Linked DNA regions of Homo sapiens: regions 1 and 3 are each linked to region 2. Evidence: chromatin contacts called from ENCODE Hi-C data. All regions are on one chromosome and are shown on one strand. Each heading gives the region's core, a stretch centred on a gene start or an enhancer-like site at or near the end of the contact. The rest is flanking DNA. Distances are from core to core; before and after follow the strand shown. Region 1 overlaps PAN3 (poly(A) specific ribonuclease subunit PAN3). Region 2 overlaps USP12 (ubiquitin specific peptidase 12). Region 3 overlaps FLT1 (fms related receptor tyrosine kinase 1).

Region 1 (3,142 bases), core at 64-2,563, 1.1 Mb before region 2:
TCTAGGTCATTGTTAATATGTTGTAAATCAGTAGAAAAGGAGACATATAAATTTAATCAAGATTTTGTAATTATTCCAAGGAATATGACCTTATATTCTTTTCTTTGTAGAGACACTTTTGCTACATTGCCCAGGCTGATCTCCAACTCCTGGGCTCAAATGATCTACCTGCCTCAGCCTCCCTAAGTGCTGAGATTGCAAGCATGAGTCCCTACACCCTGCTGATCTTATATTCATATTGTTGTAAAACAACCTTTTGTGAATCAGTTATAAAAAGCAACATAATTAAATGGTTAATTATGTACTTATAATAAATAGCAAATATGTACTTATGGCTTGGAATAAAATTTCTGGTAAGCAGCACATACAAAATTAAAAATAATTATCTCTCAATTTGGACAGAACAGAAGATAATATACTCTGGAAATATGTGTAAGAAGGCTCAAAAAAATGGGACCGGTAACAAATGCCAAGACAATGTGAAAAATGACTATGAACTGTTTAAATGAAACTATTTAATTAATGTAGTAATAAGGAAACAAGAGTTTTTGCAGCAAACATATAGTGCTTACTGTGTGCCAGACTCTGTTCTAGTTGTTTTACTGATATAGACTCATTCTGAATCTCGTATCAACTCCACATGGTATGCTATTCTTCTCATTTTCTAAATCAATATATTTCTTATACTTTGCTTTTTTTTTTCACTTGTGCTAAGATAATAAATTACATAGTGTAAGAAAATGGTAGGCTTTTATGCATGTATGGTATGGTTAGGGAAGTTACGACTACTCAAACAATATTTTAAACTATTAGAAAAAAGGACTACTTCCTATGAAAATATAAACATTAATATATTAATCAGTGAACACCAAAAACAGAATAATTATGATTAAAAAATTACTGGAAAAGAATGCTATAAAAGAGTGGTTCTCAAAAGAAACCACTCCAGCATTTGGCAACATCTGGAGATATTTCTGGCATTACAATAGGGGTAGAGGGGGATTGCTACTGGCATTCAGTAGGCAGAAGCCAGGCCCTTCAGTCAGAAGAGGCCACTATAAACATTCTGAAATGCATAAGACAGCCCCCACAAAAACTTAAGCAGTTGAGAAACACAGTTATAAATTAAAGCCAACAGTCATTTCACAGGTGTTACTACCAAAATAAATTTGAGCAACAACTATAGTCATCTATAAGAATAGTTGTACCACATCCCCTTCCACAAAATTATGCATGTGTCTACAGATGACATAGCAAAAGGAAAAAAATGACCACATTCTATGACCAGATTTTAAATGTGAAACAGCCATGTAACCACAACTTTCTTTTTTCAACTGTCAGGATGCAAAAAAAAAGAAGTAACAAGTAAACAGAAGTAATATATTTTTGTCTATAATTAGAGTCTTGAAAGGAGTTGTAATCTGAAAGATACTAGAATATGGACTCAAATCTTTCTCCCCTCCTCTTTAATTTTCAAGTCAAGAAAATCTTAAGATTAAAAAGCATAATAACGTGATGCTGCTTTCTTGCCCCCATAGACTGAGACCTTCCCTAAATACATAAATTAATGAATAGACATCTCAAAATGGATTTACTTTTCTCTGAAATCATTTACCCTTTAACACACATTTGTTAGAATTCAAGTATTCTGGTTGTTTGCAAAATCTCAATGATAAAACAATTCTTTAAGTATATATTAGAAAGGGACAAAGAAGAAAATATTTCATGTTTAAGGAAAAGTTACTTAAAATTCTATTTTGAAACCTTAGATTAAGTAACATGGAATCCAACCTTCAAACAAAAGCATTTGTTTAGGGAAATAATTACATAAAGAACAATATAGTCATAATAGGAATCATTAAATTATATTCAGAGAATATAAAAACTATGGGGAAAATACCTATAATAAAGAAAAGATGTAATATGATATAAAAGGTTAAAACAAAAAACAATGCAAAAGGAGACAAAAACAAAACAAAGCAAGATTGAAAAGAAATGTACTAAAAGATTCACAATGGTTGTACTTAGGCAGGGAAGCCAGAGAGACTATTTCTAAGCTATTGAATTTTCCAAGTCACCTTTATTAAGAAAGCATCATATTTTTAAAAGAAAAACATTTTAAAGAGAAAAACAATTTTAACACATTTCCAGTTAAATATCTGATATCTATGTGAGTCTTCAAAAATCTATCTTATCTTAGTAAATATGCAAAAGACATTATTTCCTAACTTCTTGACCATCATCTCCATTTCTTTGACATATTTCTTTTTAAAATGTGATATGGTTTGGCTGCGTCCCCACCCAAATCTCATTTTGAATTGTAACTCCCATAATTCCCACAGTGTTGTGGGAGGGAGCTGGTGGGAGATAACTGAATCATGGGGGTAATTTCCCCCATACTGTTCTCGTGGTAGTGAATAGGTCTCATGAGATCTGACAGTTTTACAGGGGGAAACCCCTTTTACTTGGCTCTCATTCACTTCTCTTGTCTGCCGCCATGTGAGACATGCCTTTCACCTTCTGCCATGATTGTGAGACCTCCCAAGCCACATGGAACTGTAAGTTCATTAAACCTCTCTCTTTTGTAAATTGCCCAGTCTCGGGTATGTCTTTATCAGGAACATGAAAACAACTAGTACAAAATGTAATAGAGTCTTTAAACTAAATGATTACAGGGAAAAATTATACGTATTTTAAAATAGAAAACTACTCTTCCACAGAGCAAAAGCATTAGTCAAAATATAGTTTGCCTGCATCTTTTTCTTACCCCACTTTCTCTTGGTGAAGTAGGCATCAGCATTAGGGTCATTAAAGTGTCTGCTCATCATAGTTTCTCCTCCAGCATGGAAATCATATGCAAACACAAGAGCTTAAAATAAAACACAAACACTCATTACTGAAAGCTGGCTTCAAATAATGAAGCTCACCAGCAGAAAGACAAATTACAAGTTACTCACAGGGCTCAGCAAATGCTTTAGTGGTAAATACTTCACGCAAAGTTACGATATTTGAGTGTTGAATTTTCTTCCACATGTCGACCAACACCATGCACTTTGTGTTAACAAGACGAAAACCTGGAAGACAATTTTTCTACTCCAGTAAACTCTAATTGACGTCTCCTTCATATTCCATCAGAAATGGA
Region 2 (3,058 bases), core at 2-2,501:
GATACTTACACTAACCATCTTTCATTCACAAAGCCGTACAGCCAACCAGGGATTTCCAGACACTTGAGGACAACCAAGAGATTGGAACATGGAAGAGTCTCCTTCGAGGGGCAGTAATTTAATGAGTGAGGGCTATATTTCTGTTCCTTTGCTTTTTCTTTTTCTTTTCTTTTTTTTTGCCTTCCTGTACTGCTTTTTATTGGAATGATATTTTATGTTTTGCTAGTAACCTATACATTTTTTAACATGTGTAACTAAAATTTTCTTGTTTGAAGTTACTAACATTTCTACTGGCCCCTCTCTACTTCATAAGCCAATCTCCTTTGCACACATTAGCTACCCTTCAAGTATCTACTCTTTCTAGTTAATTGCTTTTTGAATACACCAAAGATAAAGCATGGAAGATATAATTATAGAAGCTAATGTAAATGTTATAATCCCTGAATATATGAGTAAGTGGCTGGGAGGTGGAGGAAATGAGGGATAGCAGGAAAGGTGAATGTGCTTATTTCCTTTTGTTTCATAGCCCGGATTTCTTACGTGCTATATGAGAATTGGTAAATCTAGCTAAAGATTTAGATGTAGAACCAGTAGAAGCACTAGAACAATACTCTACCCAGTGACACGTAATAAAAATTAGGAGGTGGCCTGTGGAAGGAGAGTTGGGAGGTAGTGTGTGTGTCAATTTCTCTTCTTGCAAAAGCACAGAATTAAGAGCTGTTGACTGAGGCATGCAATATATTATTTAAAGTTATGATAATCATTATTAAGAACTAAAACCGTTAATGGGTATTGTCTCCAGGGAAATGAACCTTAAGAGAGGGAGTGGTGAATAATACTTTGAGTTTTACACCCTCTTTACAGTTTGAATTATTTTTAGATTGTGAACTTAGAGTACTTATAAAATAAAAGGTTTTATACAAAGCATATGAAAGGGATTTGGTGCTTGTTCTGATATTTTAACTGTCCATAGGAAGCTAACCTCAGACTTTTACATAGGTTAAAGAGTGGTCTCTTTTCCATTTACATAGTGGCTTTCAAAACCAAGTGTACTTGAACAAGGTACTTCACTCTACTGGGGCAAGTTTCCATCACGTTGCTCACTTTGGTAAAATGATTACTTAGAAAAATCCAAATGACTCATGTTTCTAGTCATACCTTTACATAATGCTTTACGTTTTACAGCACTTTCACATTCACTATTTGATTTCTGTAACCCCGAGGTAGGCAGAGTAGGTATTTTCCTGTATGATATGGTGAGGAAACTAAGACTGAGAAAGTGACTCACCCAGAGTCACGTGGTTTGAGAAGTGGTGGTGGAGCTCACTGCTCACCCTCTCACCAGGAGGGTTTCACACCTGTGCAGCCTTCTGGCCTGCTATGGCTAAAGTGTCTCTTACCAGTTCTTACCTTTCTTCTTTGTAATGTACCCACACTCAAGTTCCCATATTGACTGCTTCCTGCATTCTGAATTTGTATTCAAATTGTGTTTAACATATGTAAATCTGTGCTTATTTTAAAAAATGAATTTTACTGCATTTTGAAAATGCCACACATAAACTTTGAGTGTCATTCAGCTCTTGTTATTTCTATAGCTGCACAACACTATTCCTTCCTTACTTTCATGAACTGATCTTTTCATCCAGAATTTTTCTGACACCCTTGTTTTTAAGCGTCACGGCTTGCTGAAGCAAAGTGGTGGAATTTAAATGTTGTTGCCTTCAAGAATTAGCTAATCTTTTGGACTTGTGATACTTGTGTAATCTTTTTGGACTTGTGATTTGACCTCATTTGATCCCTGCAGAAATGGTTCTCATCCAGGAAATTTGAGATTTCAACAAGTGACTCACTGAAAAAACCACGTTAGTCGTGGGGAAGTAAGCGTGCTCAGCTCTTGTTTTGGGACCCCAGTGTGATACCGTTGATACGATTGATTTAATAATACCTTTGACTAGTCATTCCAGTGTCTGGAATTCCTCAGGGATGGTTTCTGTCAAATTCTTTTTTCCTGCAAATACACCATATTTTCCTTTTTTTTTTTTTTTGGCATGTTTTGTGATTTTTTTTGTGTGTGTGTGAGAACTGAACAGTTTGAATGTTGTAATGTGGTGACTCTGAAAATCAGATTCTCCACCTCCTCAGTGATTGCTTTTTTGAGGCTTGCAGTCATCCATTTGTATAATGACTTTTCTAAACCAGTTTTGCAAAGTCTGTATTCCTTGTTGTGTGTGGTCACTGAAGTTTCTGTCTTACTATCTCTGGACAGCTATGACTTGATAGAGATTTAGTATAATGTCTGGATCCCCATCCCCCTCAATAAAGGGAAAAAAACAAGAAAGGTTGCAGCCTAAGGGGACAGAAACAAAAGCAAGAATCTGTGCTGTTTCCCCAGGCTACTGCCAGAACTGAGCAAAATGCACAATCCTAAATTGTTGAGGGCAAGGTTCCCGCTGCCAGCCCTGTTACTAGGCAGCTGCTCTAGGAGGTGGTCCTGTGCCCGCCTCTGGGGATGCTGAGGAGTAGGGAATAGTAGCTGGTTTGCATGCTGTGCTCTCTTCTCCCTTCATCAACTACTGCCCTGGGTGTTTAATGTCTGATTAGGTTCTAAGGTTCAGAATAGTTGATTCTGATGTATTTTTCAGCTTAATGGTTTTGGTGGAAGGACTAACCCTGGGAGCTTTCTACTCTGCCATTTTTCATGTTGGTCACTCCACTCGTATGTTTTGGATGTGACCGTGCTTCATGCCAGTTGGCAGCCAGTTCTTTTCTACTTCCCCACCATTTATCAAAGAGTGGTGCTTTCTTGTTGTTGAAAAGACCGAAACTACATTAATGGAATAAAGTTCTTTGCAGCATTTCTCTAACATCCTTCACAAAAATTATGCATACATTTATTTTTATTTGCTATTATTATTATTAAGAGATAGGGTCTCACTCTGTCGCCCAGGTCATAGTTCACTGCAGCCTCGAACTCCTGGGCTTAATGATCCTCCTGCCTCAGCCTCCCGAACAGCTGGGACTACAGGCGTGCTCCACAACATCCTCTGTAGAGACAGAG
Region 3 (3,032 bases), core at 25-2,524, 1.3 Mb before region 2:
AAAATAAGAGAGCTTCCGTAAGGCGACGAATTGACCAAAGCAATTCCCATGCCAACATATTCTACAGTGTTCTTACTATTGACAAAATGCAGAACAAAGACAAAGGACTTTATACTTGTCGTGTAAGGAGTGGACCATCATTCAAATCTGTTAACACCTCAGTGCATATATATGGTAAGCATAGTTCAGCGTTGCCAACTCATGCTATGCTTTCTAATCATTGTAGATGTCTGTGTTCTCTAAATAAGTCAGTTTTCTGTTGGCCAAGAGTTACATTATCATGAATGAATACAGCTTGGCCATGGTTCCCTCCTCCCCCTGTCAAAAAGCAAACCACATTAAGTACTCTTTACATTTAATACTTTTGAATTGAACAGAGAGTCCTTTCTTTAGATGCTTATTATGGCTAATAATTCGGTTAGAACCTAATATATTTATGAAATTCTTAGTGTTCTGTATAAACAAAACAGAAAAAGATGATGAGTTTTATCTTTATTATCTAAGAAAAATTTCTCAGGTACTACCATGAATTAGAGAAATAAAAATATGGTATGCTAAATCATTTAGAATTAATGCTATTTTATTCCTGCTTTTACTCTCAAGGAATCCTAATGCTGTTGCTTAATTTCAGTATGCAAATTCTATAAAGAAAATGCTTAAAGACCTTATTTCCATTGCTGAAAAGGAAACAGTGTGGAGGGCAGAAACTATGGAACAATTCTATCAGTAGCCTTTATTTCCTTTTGTCTTTCTCCAGTTGATTTTTGATATCAAATTGGTTGTTTTAGGGTGTACAGAGCAACTTTTTCTCACCTTGCTTATAGTGGCCAGGTAGATTTTTAGAAATATCTTCCCACTTCTTTGTTATTGTGATAGAGATATTTAAGGTGTTTCACTTTCTGTTGCTCTGCCACTGTTTTATGTGGCTAGGACGTGATACCATTTGATTTGAAAGGCGTTCACCAATTACAGTGCTTTTAAAGTATCCTATTCATGATCAACATTTGGGCTCATTGATAGGCTCTATCATAATTCAGCTCTGTTTATTTACTCATTGATTACACCCTCCCTGAATGAGGCCCTAAGGTTTTGTTTATGGAAATTATTCTTTTCTAATGTATGTATCACTTCTCCTTTCAAAGATAAAGCATTCATCACTGTGAAACATCGAAAACAGCAGGTGCTTGAAACCGTAGCTGGCAAGCGGTCTTACCGGCTCTCTATGAAAGTGAAGGCATTTCCCTCGCCGGAAGTTGTATGGTAGGACCATCCTTATTTCCATAACAGTTTAAGACATACTTTGTAAGTGGGAAGCTGCAAGAGCCTAATGACTCGAATTCCTGACAAAATACCAAGAGACGTTCCTCAGACAGCCCCAGAGAGCTCAGAACTCTGTAGATTCTTGGGTGGTGGAGGTGAGAAGGGCTGGGGAAAAGGAAATAATGTAGCAAGGTAAGCGAGAGATGAGGTTTGTTTGAGTGCTCGCTTCAGTCTAGTCTCTTACTGTGGCTAACTTTCTGCATCTCTAAACCTTCCTATGATGTCAACATTCTTTGAATGGGATGTGTTGAGCAATGACTAGGAAGCATTTTGAATATGTAACATGCTCTATTAACCCTGAAGAAGTGGGCTCTTGTAATGAGAATGCTGAAAATAATTCTTTTATATACAGCTGGGTTGAAAGTTCCAGTCCTGTTTTAAAATTAAACAAACATTAATAGAGACAAGACTTACTCATTTGAAGAGGGGGACGATGGGGCCTATTTGAACTAATTAAGTTTTTTTTGGCTAGAAAGATACATATTCAAAACCTCCTTCAGCAGTTGTTTTTTAAAACACTGGTACAACACCTGATGTAAAACAATGTAATCTGTTTATGATCTGCAATCATTTTACAAAATTACTGTTAAATGCCAATATCTTTGGCTCAAGTCATTACATTTTAAACAAAGGGTATAGTACAAAACTGATTAGCAAAACAATCCATACAATAGGGATGTGGCGCCATTTTAGAATCTCCCTAACCAGAGCTGATTTGGCTTTCAATGTCATATGAGGGCAGTGTTTGTTTGCAGTTCCCTCAAATACTTAATAGGGAATTAAAGAGAAAATTTTAACTTTGTGCTATGTCTTCATGCCATTGCAGTAGAAAAATGATCTTTTTTGCTTCAGAATATCAAAAACGTTTAGTAGTAAATTTTTAGGTTTAATAGTAAATTGAATAGTAATCTGATGACTCCAGGAGGTACATTCACTCTTCCAGTGTCTGAGGGCACGCTCATCTGTTAGTGTTGATTTCTTCAGTAACTAAGTAGCAAGGGCATTAAAAAAAAATTCAATCCACCGTCAAAAATGCTGACTTGTTGTAGGAAATAATTTAAAGTAATACCAAGACAATATTTGTAATCACAAAGTGTAGCATCCTCATTTTAATTACTTTGGATCTGAGACACACTAGTAATGGGAATTTGTTTGTAGGACTTTATAATCATGCATGATAATGAACTAAGTTCCCAATATTAAACCTTTATACAGAACACAAGAAACTCCTAATGGATTAAAACTGCCTATTTAAAGAACCATGCATTTTAATGAAATCATAGAATTTTAGAGTTATAAGGAAACTTTGAGAACCTCTAGAAAATTTGAGAAAATTGGAGCCCAAACTGGTTAGTCACATTTGCAGCAGCCTGCAGTGAGTAGCAGAGCCAGGTCAAGCACCCAAGCCTCTGACTCTCAGTTCTGTGTGCAACAGAGTGATATCAATGCATCGATTCAGTATTTAATACGTTTTTAAAATTTCTTTAAGTTTATGCTTTCTGTTTTTTTTTTTTCTGTGCCTTAACTGTTCTTCCTCAGAGGAAAAATCTTGATAGTCTTGATTTCACTCTAGTTTATGAAAGGGACAACTGGTGTGACCATTTATAAAACTAATAAGAACTCCACATGAGACCACAATAGAAAAGTCTATTTTTATTTTTATCTGGAGAAGTGATCTACTTGATCTGACTTACAATGGCCCTTATACTGCT

Evidence for each region. A loop is a pair of places that touch in the nucleus more often than their neighbours do. Pooled maps may share reads with other maps.
Region 1: a loop to region 2 is called in a pooled map, with 17 times the contacts of the local background. The contact joins two enhancer-like sites. A Hi-C loop is called at or near these places in 5 of 37 single-sample maps with no recorded cell type and 7 of 50 pooled maps.
Region 3: a loop to region 2 is called in a map with no recorded cell type, with 10 times the contacts of the local background. The contact joins two enhancer-like sites. A Hi-C loop is called at or near these places in 3 of 37 single-sample maps with no recorded cell type and 4 of 50 pooled maps.

What each region holds. Positions count from the first base shown.
Region 1 is chr13:28,267,027-28,270,168 of GRCh38, reverse strand. It overlaps PAN3 (poly(A) specific ribonuclease subunit PAN3), which reads right to left. Exons shown (of 19, transcript NM_175854.8): 11 at 2,958-3,074; 12 at 2,768-2,869. Among named protein-coding and RNA genes, the nearest start is that of PAN3-AS1, 130 kb to the right of the region's middle. Within about 2 kb of position 1,313, at least 3 of the 41 ENCODE cell types and tissues checked have a DNase peak (open chromatin) inside an H3K27ac peak, as active enhancers do.
Region 2 is chr13:27,129,549-27,132,606 of GRCh38, reverse strand. All of the region lies in intron 1 of USP12 (ubiquitin specific peptidase 12), which reads left to right. The region is part of intron 1 of USP12-AS1 (USP12 antisense RNA 1); the gene reads right to left. Among named protein-coding and RNA genes, the nearest start is that of USP12-AS1, 5.5 kb to the right of the region's middle. RefSeq lists a silencer at 1,387-1,436 and an enhancer at 1,467-1,536. Within about 2 kb of position 1,251, at least 12 of the 41 ENCODE cell types and tissues checked have a DNase peak (open chromatin) inside an H3K27ac peak, as active enhancers do.
Region 3 is chr13:28,428,278-28,431,309 of GRCh38, reverse strand. FLT1 (fms related receptor tyrosine kinase 1) reads left to right here. Exons shown (of 30, transcript NM_002019.4): 7 at 1-174; 8 at 1,143-1,260. Among named protein-coding and RNA genes, the nearest start is that of FLT1, 65 kb to the left of the region's middle. RefSeq lists enhancers at 345-1,004, 1,024-1,423. Within about 2 kb of position 1,274, at least 3 of the 41 ENCODE cell types and tissues checked have a DNase peak (open chromatin) inside an H3K27ac peak, as active enhancers do.